Linked DNA regions of Homo sapiens: region 1 is linked to region 2. Evidence: chromatin contacts called from ENCODE Hi-C or POLR2A ChIA-PET data. All regions are on one chromosome and are shown on one strand. The core of a region is the stretch at or near the end of the contact, and the rest is flanking DNA. Distances in the headings are between cores, read along the strand shown.

Region 1 (5,601 bases), core at 295-2,794, 130 kb after region 2:
CAAAGCTGTGTCGGGGGTGGGAGCAGGAGTGACCTAGCACCTCCTGTGTGCTGACTTCCTTCCACATGCACCTATGGTGCTCCCAGGTGTGCGAGGCCTGGGGCAAGGCATGGGTGGGGAGCGGCTGGACCTTGCTGTGCTGAATCCTTGAAGTTGGGATCATTTTTTAATCCCATTAGTCCCCAGGGTCTGGCTCAGTGCTGGCTATACAGCAGGTGCTCATGGAATGTAGAATGAATGACTCATAGGTGTGTGCATGAATGAGCTGGCTGGTGAGAGAAAAAGACAGACAGAATAACTCATCTGAAAACTACTCGAACCATTCAAAAGGTGCTGCTCTCCAAGGCAACAGAGTCTTTGGCGGGAGGTGTGGGAAGCCTGTGGCCGAGACAGCATAGTGGCTGCACTAACACACAAGATGCTTTTCACAACTCATGACTGGGGAAAAGGGAAAAGGTTTTTAAAATTTTTTCATGGAAACTGGAAAATGAAGTTCATGTGCTCTATTTGCTCCTGTTCATGCACAGGTGGAGGTGAGGGGTGGCCCCAGGCCCAGAGGTGTCTGTCGGGGAGACCCCTGACTGCCACCCTCAAGGGTGTGCACTGGGTCCTGCAGGCAATGGGGGAGCCATTGAACATTCTTGAGTGAGGGTGGCCTGAACAGATCCAGCTTCAGCATGACTTCTCTGGCAGCAGGTGTGCAATGGAAGGAACCTGGAGGAAGGAGGGCAGCCCCGGCCGCCACCTCTACCCCCAGAGGCTTCTACACGTCCTCAAACTCTCCCAAATCACCCATAATGCCTCCTTTTCCCTCACCTACTCAATGCCACCCACCAAGTCAGCTGCACGTGCACCCAAAATGCTCTTGTCGCCACAGCCACCCTGGTCCAGGCCAGCAGCAGCTTTCCCCTGGGCCACCATGTCAGTCTCCCAGCGGATCTGGCAGCTGCCTCGGGCCCTTCTACAATTTGTGCCACAGCAGGAAAGGCCTTTAAAATAACGTCACACCATGTCACCCCCAAGCTCCTGCAAAAACCCTCCAAAAGCTCAGTCCATCCACCTCACCAGCAGGCCCTGGCTGAGCCATGCTTCCCCAGAGACAGGCTGCATGGTGCTCCTGACACCTGCTCCCAAGTTCACTGGTAAGAGGAAGCCGAAGGTCAGCGGACTCCAGAACTGGCCCTTCACTGGCCGCGGCTGCCCACACTGTCCAGGTGCTGGAAATCCCCTCCCTGGAGTTTCTCCTGGCAGTGTAACCACCCCACAGCCCCCCAGGGAGCTCCCCACATTGGAAAAATATTTCTGGGGCCCTGGTGGCCCCAAATTGGGATGGCCACCATCAAGGATGTGCCCCCACCCCCGGCGGGAAGGCACATGAAGCAGACGCACCTCGCAGAGCGCTGCCTCATTAATACTCATCGCCACTTCACCAACACCCACCCGGCGGTCTTCGGGGATCAGCGGAGGTGTGAAAGTGGATGCATTAGGATGTTAAATAGTTCAACAGCAAGCAGCTCCTGCCAAGTGCTTAGTGGCTTTCTGCTTGCTGGGGCAGTGGCGCCAGTGCTGGCCCAAGGCCCGGCCACCTCAGCAGGACAGCATGAGGACAGTCCGGGCCTGCCACGTGGCCACCAGAGGTGGGGTGGTGCCTCTAACCAGCTGGGGGGTGGCACATCTTCATCCATGGACCATCACTTCCCAGCAAGGCCCTGAGAGGCTGGTGGCTTATTTCCTTAATGCCACTGCTGCCCACAATATCCAGAGAGTTTGACTTTGGGACTTGAATGCATTTATTTGTCTTCTCTCTCCCAGTCACTCCAGGCGTGGCAACTCCTCACCGGAAACCTGAAACGTGGCAAAAGTCACCTGCAGCCCCAGTCCTGGGAACCGGGGTCTGTGCAGCCACCTGTGCTCAGGCTGCCACCACCCCCGTCACAGGCTCCTGCTGGGACACTATTTCTAAACCCCAGCTTTAGGCACTTCAGTGCTTTTGAAGATTTTAAATTGGCACGGGTTAGCATTGCAAACTCAACTGCCTCCTGGGGCCGGCAGTGGCCGGGCCAGGTGGGCCTGGAGCAAACTGGAGAGCCAGCCTGGCCCCTCCAAGGGGACTGCGCCACTCAGTTCCAGCCCCAGACCTTGATCGCCTCAAATTTCAAACTTGGAAATGGTCACATAGGGCCTGTGACCAACATTGCCAATTTGAGACTTGGGGCCCAGGAGAAGAATGGGGGCAAAGAAGGGGGGTCCTTGCCCCCTACTCCTTTTCCACCCCATTATCTGCCAGTTGCCCCTCACACCCCACTGGCCCCCACAAGGGGCTTCTCCCGCTCTGTGGCCATCATCTAGACTGAGACATGGGTCTAGACTGAGAGTCCCTCAAAGGCAAGGCTTCTGAGTCCCAGGGAAGAGGACTCCCTGCTAAATTTTCATTGAATTAAATGACTAATTAATGATCTAGCCTATTTCCTGGTCGGGACAAGGTCAGCCTCACGGCCATCGCTGACTTGCTCCTCTGGTTTATGCATGGTCTCAGGAGTCAGTCCCTACAGAGCACGGCCTGAGACATTCCGAGGTGCACGTCGACCCTTGCAGAGGACAGCCAGCACCCCAAGTGTGAAGGGCGATGCCGCCTGGACACTCACGTCCCGGGATATTTGGCTAAACTGGCCTCATTAACAGGCCGGCCAAACACTCCTCACATATCCACTGGCATCTAGATCTGCGTGGATGGGTTTTGCTGCCAAACTCCTGTTTCTATTGACAGCTACCAGCCACCGGGCCACTTCACAGGCATTAATGCCACTTATTTCTCAAACCGGCTTCAAGAGCTGCTGGCCTCATCCATGGTTGGGGAAACGACATAGGGGAACAACATTGTAGAGAAAGGCAGCGACTGAGGCTTAAGGAGGCAGGGAGGCCAGTGAGCAGGGGAGGCCAGGGCTCATAAGCAGGGCTGTCGCTGGAAGGACCCTATAGTGTGACACCATAGCAAGGCCTGGAGCCAGGAGGCCTTGGTGAGGGGAGGGAAGTGGTTTCTGCCCCTGAGGCCACTATTCCAGGCCCCGCCCTGGTCACGGTGGGGTGCCTGGGTGGTGCCCAGAGGGATTTTCCTGAGGGTGGACACAGGCTTCAGCCCGCCTGCTCTGGGGGCAGCTGCCTGACCCACGCCCCTCTGCAGGCCCCTCTGTCTCAGCCAGAAGGGTGACACTGTTCCTCCAACAGGACATGTCCCTGCGGTAGGAGCCAGGGAGAGGTGGAGTTAGGACAGAGCCTCTGTCACACAGAGGCCTCCTTCAACCTCAAGCATCCTCAGGGGGCACAGGAAGGGCCTTCCAGGCAAGGCCAAGTAGAGGGCCCCCACCTGTGGACTCCCACCCCAACTGCCTGCGGCCAAGCCCCTGCCCGCCCACCCCAGGCCGCCTGGCCAAGGAGGCCCTCCCAAGGCAAACCCAGGGGCCTAACAAGCTCAGACACTGCAGGTCTCCCAGGGCCCCAGGAACAGACGCCTGGAGCCCACGGCGGCTCTCCGTCTCCTGCCCAAGTGGGGCTTCCATCCCTCCAATGGGGCAGCGTGTGGCTCCATGACTGTATCACAGAGGCCGGGCCTCCTCGGCAGGGAGCTGCCTCCGGCATTGGCATCTGCCACAAAACCGGGAACTCCCCTGCAGTCAGCGATCTGGAAAGCCAGCCTCCCAAACTAGATTCATAAAGGACTCCAGGGCCTGATCTGGAAATTTAGTGTGCTCCGAAAATGAGCCAGTTTCCTCAACCATGACCAGGCCCGCCTGGAGATGGTAGCCGCGGAGCAGAGGGGCAGGAGGGAGGAGAAACACCCCAGCCTACAGCCCTGCAACCCCCAGAGGAGTGTCCCCTTTCCTTTTCATTATGGTAAAGGATACATAACACACATTTACCACCTCATCCATTTTAAGCGCACACTTCAGTGGCATTAAGACTTTCTCATCTTCCCCAACTGAAACTCTGCCCCATGAAACACGAACCCCCAGCCCCCCTCCCCCAGCCCCTGGCACCTCCATTCCACTTTCTGTCTCCGTGAATGTGACTACTCCAGGGACCTCACAGAAGTGGAATCATGCAGTATTTGTCCTTTTGTGGCCGGCTCATTCACTAGCATCCTGTCGTCCAGGTTCATCCCTGTTGCAGCGCAGCACAGAACGCCCTTCCTTTTTAGGGTGAATCATATTCCATTGTAGGGACAGACCACGTTCATCTGTCACGGACACTTTCTTTGCTTCCACCTTTGGCTATTGTGAGTAATGCTGTTGTGAACATGGGTGTGCACACATCTGTTTGAGGCCTTGCTTTCAATTCTTTTGGGTCTACACTGAGAAGTGGGATTGCCGGATCATATGGGAATTGTATTGTATGTTTAACTCCTTCGGGAACCACCACACCGTTTCCCACGGCGGCTGCACCACGTTACCTCCCCCCAGCAATGGAGCCACAGAGGTTCTTATTTCTCCACATCCTCACCAACCAGAGAATGGCCTCTCGCAGCAGACGCTGGGGGCCAAGCTCGGTGGTAGAGGCCATTGAAAGCACTCCCAGGTCAAACAGGCTTGGGAAACTGATCACGTTTCTTCCCCACCGGACTCCTCAGAGTGCTCGATGTGCCAATGAGCTCAGGACCCACAAAGGGCGACGTGTGTGGGGCCCCAGACCCTCTGCTTCCTTTAGGGCTGCTGAGGAACTGCTCTCTGAGGGGCAGCCTGGGGACTGGCTGGTCCCCCATGGCACAGGCCCACAGCAGGGTAAACTCAGAAAGCAAGAGGCAGTGCCCAGACTCAGCTCCAGCCCCTCAGCACCCTGGCATCCACTTACCAAGGTGTCGATCGTGATGGATGGGAAATAACAAAAAGGGGTCTTTTGTCAGACAGGTTGAGAACTGTGGTTCTAGAAGGCTCTGCCATCGAGGTTTGGGCAGGGTTGGGGGAGGTGTGACCCATCCAGACCCCCGGCTTGCCCGGCCAGTGGGCACATGGCAGCTGCTGTGCCTGACTCTCCACACTCCCTCAGTAATACCCCAGAATGTCAGGTCTTCATGGAAAAGTCAACGCTTCCTGCATAATTGGCTTCTTCCCAGTTAGAGGCATGAGCTCTGGGAGGAAATAATGGAAACATACAAACTCAGGTTTAGACTGGATCCAAAAGGCCCAAACCCTCCCACAAGGATGGAGATCTTCCAGATTGCAGGGAGGTCCCCGGGTCTCTGCTTCCCCACCTCCAGAGATAGGAGCGCGCCACCTCCTGGCACAGCCTCCACCCCTGGGGAGTGGAAAAGCTTCTCCGCCCACCCAGCAGAGTCCTCCCTGCTGCAGAGGGAGTCCTTGAGGCAGAACTCCTTGGGGATGGCAGCCCTTCTCATCAGAGGGAAGCTGGGAATGGGGGACAGGTGGGTAGGTCCCACCCTCCCAGCAGAAGGGCAGGAAAAACTGGCCTCCCAGGTCCTCGCGCGCCCACCTTCCCCATGCACCCATCAGCCAGATCTGAGAACGCAAGTTCCTGCCCACAAGAGACACACTGGGGACATGCAGGGACCGCGGCGTCTGCAGAGGAAGTCAAAGCAAAGGCATTAGC
Region 2 (5,404 bases), core at 892-3,391:
ATCCCGAGAGCCCCTTCTCCCTCCCCACAGCCTGGTGTTGATTTAAAGGGACTTTGCTGGGCTTCTGCCATGTGCCAGGTGCTCTGCTGGGCCTGAGGAGGCACACTAAGGGGACCTGGCACCCTGTGACTCGTATGAGCTCCGTAGAGATTTTAGACTTCGATCCTTGAGCTCAGAAGGACCTCAGCCGGGGACACTCAGGCACAGACAGGCTGAGAATGGAACCCGGGTATCCACAGTTCCCTTGACCAAAAGCCCTGTGCGGAATTTGAACCCCAGCCGCGGGGACAGCACTGGAAGACTGCACGGAGCTGCCTGACCAGCCAGGAGGAAGATTAATTTGGATTTGGCTGGCCTGGCCTCCTCCTCACCGCCCACACTCCTCTGCCCTGATGACCCATTCTGTGCTCGGTTTCTACGGCCTTCTCCCAGAGAGGTTTGTAAAGACTTCTCGTCACTCCGGTCTTGACTCAGTGGACACTCTCTCAGGGAGGGCTCCTGCCCACCTCTGTCCTGCACTCCCTACGCCATCGCTCACTCAGGTGCATGCCTTGACCCCGTCACCACTCTCCGAGGGCAGCAGCATCGGTCTCTCTGCCAGGCTGCTGGTTGCTGTCCTCCTTCCTCATTGGCATACAGACTCCAGGAGGCCAGGGGAGTCTGTTTTATTCACTGAAGCAGGCTCAAGCCATAGACCGTGCCTGGCACATAGCAGATGCTCAAAAAATATTTGCCGAATGAATGAGGGAGTTTGTTTACAGGACAGATGCTGGAATGAGACCCAGGACAGTGTTGCTGGGCCTTTGACTTGGGCTTGGGCCTACTGAAACCCATGCATCTTTTCTCCCATCTCTTCCCCTGGCCTCCTGGCCTCCCTGCCCTCCCTGAGCACAGCCCTCCTTTGTGACTACTGCAGGAGCAGGGGCTGGGGTGTGAAAGGACCCAGAAGCCCAGGTGGGACGGGCCCACAATGCTCCCAGGAAGCCCGACTTGGCTGTGCCTCAGCCTTGCCCCCGCTGACCTGTCTGTTCACCCCAGCTGTTCCTATGACCAGGCCCTTGTCAGCCCTCCCTCTGTATTCAGGGAAACTGAGAGGTGCCTGAAGCTCCAACATAAAAAACAAAGACACAGGCAGGCAGAGGACACGTGTGGCACATTTGGGGAGTCTTCAGGGGTTTTCCTAGGAAAGCCACATCCTCTGTGGAAGCCTAGACTGTTCAGGCTTCCTCCCAGGTCTCCTCTTTGGTCTGGGAGGGCAGCTTGGGTGGGGTCGGGGTGGGCAGGACCTGGAGGCGCTGGAGCAGGGCAGTCATGGGGGAGGTGGTCAGTGTCCCCAGGCCCCCCAGGCAGTTCTAAGGGCCTGTGCATGGTCGAGGCCAGGAGGAAGCTAAGCACAGCTCTTTCTGGGGTCAAGCTACCCTGCACTGCGCGGGGTCAATTGCCCTGCACTGTGCAGGGTCAGAACTGACTGCATCAAAAGGGGCTAGTGAGATGCCTGTGCCTAGGGCTAAGCAAGCCAGCAGGGACATACCAGGCAGGAGAAGAAGACCTTGTGAGCTTCTGCCAGCTCTGAGGACACCGTATCACGGGGGTGTTTCCATAAAGTGCTCAGGGAAGTAAGTTCTGGGGTTAGTACAGCTCAAAGGCGCTAGGTGTAATGCTCAGAAGTTCCAGCAGAGGGCAGCGCGCGGCTGCTGCAAAGTCCTGCAAAGAGATACCTGCAAAACACGCCCCGGCTGACCACGGACGTCCCAGAACGCTGTTGACCTGGCTCCTTCCCAGGCCTGCCCAGGCCTCATTCCCTGGCCACATGTCCTCTCCCCATCTGGGTTAGGCTAAAATAATCCCAGGAACTGAGATGCTGCCAAGAAGACACAACACAGAGACAGGACCCTAAGGACCAGGAGCAGCGCGTGCCTGGGTGCTGGGGGCCTCTCTGAGACGGCGACATTTAAGCCAAGAGCTAAATAATGGGAGAAGTCAATTTTAGCCCCTAACCCGAATTATTTCTGTTCCCTCACCAGAACAATCTCAATGGTGTCTCCTCTATCAACCCCTCTGATGGTGGCCTCTTCGCGTAAAACAGTCCACCAACATTCAGGCCCTGCGCTCTCTGGCCCCACCCACCTTGCAGGGTTCCTGTCCCAGTGCCAGCCCCTCCTCACTCTGCTCCAGGCACGCTGGCCAACTTTCCATCTCCAAGGCCGAACTTCTTCGAGTCCCGGGGCCTTTGCCCTTGCTGTTCCCTCTGCCGCGAGCACTCTTCCCCCTCCCGTAGCCGGCTCCTCCCATTATTTAGCTCTTGGCTCAGAGAGGCCCCCAGCACCCAGGCACAAGCTGCTCCTAGTCCTCAGGGTCCTATCTCTGTGTTGTGTCTTCTTGGCAACATCTCAGTACTTGGGATTATTTTAGCCTAACCCAGGTAACAAGTGACTAAATCACATCTCGGTGGCTCCACACAGGTCCTGCCCCTGCCCAGGGCACAGTCTGTGGTTTCACCAACTCCAGCTGGGGAGGCGAGAGGATACAGAGAGGCATTAAGAGCAAATAAACAAACTCACTTATAAAGGAGACATCGTCCCTCAGCCAGAGCCTCAGCCCCATACCTGACAAGACTAATCGGGCTCAAGGACGGAAGGAGACCTGGGGCCTCCATCCCAGCCCTGCCTGCTGCAGGGATGCATGCTCCTCCAGCATCCCAGGCGGTGCCATCTGAGCCCCAGCACCTTCAGTGATGCAGAGTTTATGTCCTCACCGGGCCCCAGGGGAGACCATTAGGAAGCTTCCTCCACAGGAGGAGCTGGGCTCCACCTCCTGCCATGCGCAGACGAGGGGCTTCATCCAAGTAACTGGTCCCTGTGGCTCAGGGCAGGAACTGGGGAGGCAGGGCTGCCTCCTCCCCAAGCTCAGGGGATGCCACGAGGGAGGAGGTTATTCAGTGTGATTCCTACGTGTGTCCCCTTCATCCAGCACATGGGGTGTGTGGCAAACCCTGGACAAGGGGACACAAGACGCATGCAGCTACAGCCTGGCGGCAGGATCAGGCCCGAGCACTGATGACGACTGAGGCATACACAGTTGGATCCACTGTCTGGCATCCAGCCCCTCTTATCCCTGAACCTCCTCCCCACTGTTGGTCCACGTGACTCCGCTAGGTCTCCCCCTGTCCGTTCTCAGCACCCTCTAGGTCCAGGGATGTGCACGTGATCCAGCCTGGCCAATCAGAGCATAAATCCCTCTGTTCTTCATAGTGATTGGCTTAGAGATGGGCTTGTAACCTGAGTCAGGCCAATGAGAGTCAGCCCTGGCGCTTTTGCAGATCTGAAAAAGAGACCTCTTCCGGCTGGGGCCACTGAACTAACTGGCTGTGAGCCTGGGGTTCCTGGTGCCTATCGTGTTATACTGTAAGAGCAAACCTTCCCAAGAATGAAGAAACAGGGCTGAGGGATGAAGAGAGAGAGAGAACCGTGACATCCGATCAGGGTCCTCACTGATACACCGATGGTAGCAGGTGGCACCTCGTATCACAGTGGAGAAGCCGGTGCTGTGGGAGTTCTAGGATGGAAGGCACTTGTGGCAGGGAGATCATGGAAGAGGCAGGGACTGCATCAGGCCTTGAAGGATGAGAAAGTTAACACAGGAAGATGAGTGATCAGGCATTCCAGATGGAAGGCGAAGGCAAGGCTTGCAGGGGCTGACCTTGAAAAGAAGGATTTCACTTCCACCCCTCTCCCGGAGCCACCTGGAAGTCCCATCCCTGCTCTAGACTCCCTCCCCCAATCATATACAAAACACAAACCACAGAGGCTGGCGAGATGCAGAGTGATGTCTGAGCCCCTTTAATTTTGTTCCTTTTTGTCAGGAAGATCTGTGTCCACTCAACCTCTCTCTCCTCCTGACACCCCCCACCTGGTGCCAGACCCTGCACTAAGTACTGTTCGTGGATCAGCCTGTGAGACTGCTTCCACCATTCCCCTCATAATACAGTTGTGGAAACTGAGGACAGATAAATCAGGAGTATGGCCTGTTCCTGGCCATACTACTGGACAGAGGGCTGCAGGGCTCAAACTCAGGCTGACAGGCTCCAGCAGCCACGAGCTCCGGGATCTTCTCCCACTGAGCACGGTGTGACCTGCCGAGAGCACCTGACCCTTCTGGGCCTCCACTGGGAATTCAGGGAAGATCAATAGTTGAGTTCAATTGTTACCTCCCCAGGCAAGGGATACATTTCGATGGACCATGGACACAGACTGAACCAGCTGCAGGCCACACGCTGAGAGAGGAGCCCAGCAAGTGCTCCTAAGCTTGTGGCTGTGGCTGCGGTTTTGTTCGGTGGTGATCATGACCATTTGTTGGAGCCACACCTGGGCAAACGCTATTGCACCGAGAGCCCCCCTCCTCTCCACCTTGCTTCTGGTTTACTGCAGTTTAATAACAATGCTCCACAAGTCAACCAGCCCAAGAATCTACCTCCATCTCTGCCTGTGGGTGGACCCCAGGCTGCGATGTGTAGTCTGGTCCACAGTATACACTGTCTTTCCCAGAGGTGAGCCTGGCATGGTCCCCGTCGTTCCTGAAGGCCCCAGGGAGTTGGAAAGGTGTGGTCAATCCCCGACCCCCACCTCCCAGGGCATCTCTGAGGAACCTGTGAAAAATGCACATTCTCGGGTCTACCCAGACCTCCCAAGCAGAAACCCTGAGGTGGGGCCCAGCCATCTGGGATTTAACCAGCCTTGGCGATGCTGGTGTGCGCTCCTTTAGGGAAGTGCTGGCTTCGTGGAAACAGCAGCACCGGGGGCTGATGGACAGAGCTAAGAACATTTGAGACATGTGTTTCCTACTTAATGCATACCCAGCGCCTCCTCAGAGGCCGAGTTGCTTCCTGCTCAGTGATAATCATTGCCACTCCCCCCTCCTTTCCCAGCCATCTGGGGCCTTTTCCGCCACTCCATGACACTGGGTGGCTCGGTGGGGACGCTGAGGACGCAATCACCAGCCTTTTAGGAACTGGCGCTTGTAAAAGAGGTGGGGACGTCCTTCCTCAGAGGATGCTGAGCACGCCTGTCGGGACGGGCAATTTGCAGAGGGCTCCAGATGCAGCAGGACAATGGAGGCTGATTGGCAGGGAGCGGGCGGGGCAGCTTTTATTCCACAGCCCCACGCAAAAGCGCTGAGCCAGCTGCAGAGGAGAGAGGCCTGGGAAGGATGAGGCTGAGGGAGGGGCGGCGAGATTCACGTGAGACCTCATGCATTCACTGATTTATTCACACATGCCTGCATTCCCTCATTTGGAAGGCATCATGATGGGGTGGGAAGAACCCTCTGAGTCGTCCAAGCTCCATGGCTTCAATCCTGGCTCCTGCACATCCTTGGTTCCTCCTGCCTCAGTATCCGCATCTGTGAT

What was found. Hi-C counts contacts between places; a loop is a spot of excess contacts on that map. ChIA-PET counts read pairs that join two places held with the same protein, here RNA polymerase II (POLR2A). Pooled maps may share reads with other maps.
Region 1: a loop to region 2 is called in a map of MCF 10A, with 5 times the contacts of the local background. The contact joins two enhancer-like sites. A Hi-C loop is called at or near these places in 5 of 168 maps with a recorded cell type or tissue (B cell, MCF 10A, PC-3 and 2 more), 3 of 37 single-sample maps with no recorded cell type and 9 of 50 pooled maps. POLR2A ChIA-PET finds 5 or more read pairs at or near these places in 2 of 52 experiments (PC-3 and activated CD4-positive, alpha-beta T cell).

The regions. Positions count from the first base shown.
Region 1 is chr3:13,218,132-13,223,732 of GRCh38, forward strand. It overlaps a transcript of IQSEC1 not described here. Among named protein-coding and RNA genes, the nearest start is that of IQSEC1, 150 kb to the left of the region's middle. RefSeq lists enhancers at 1,601-2,124, 2,125-2,647, 2,648-3,170. Within about 2 kb of position 1,545, at least 5 of the 41 ENCODE cell types and tissues checked have a DNase peak (open chromatin) inside an H3K27ac peak, as active enhancers do; they include PC-3, where a contact is called at or near this core.
Region 2 is chr3:13,090,659-13,096,062 of GRCh38, forward strand. It overlaps a transcript of IQSEC1 not described here. Among named protein-coding and RNA genes, the nearest start is that of IQSEC1, 20 kb to the left of the region's middle. Within about 2 kb of position 2,142, at least 10 of the 41 ENCODE cell types and tissues checked have a DNase peak (open chromatin) inside an H3K27ac peak, as active enhancers do; they include PC-3, where a contact is called at or near this core.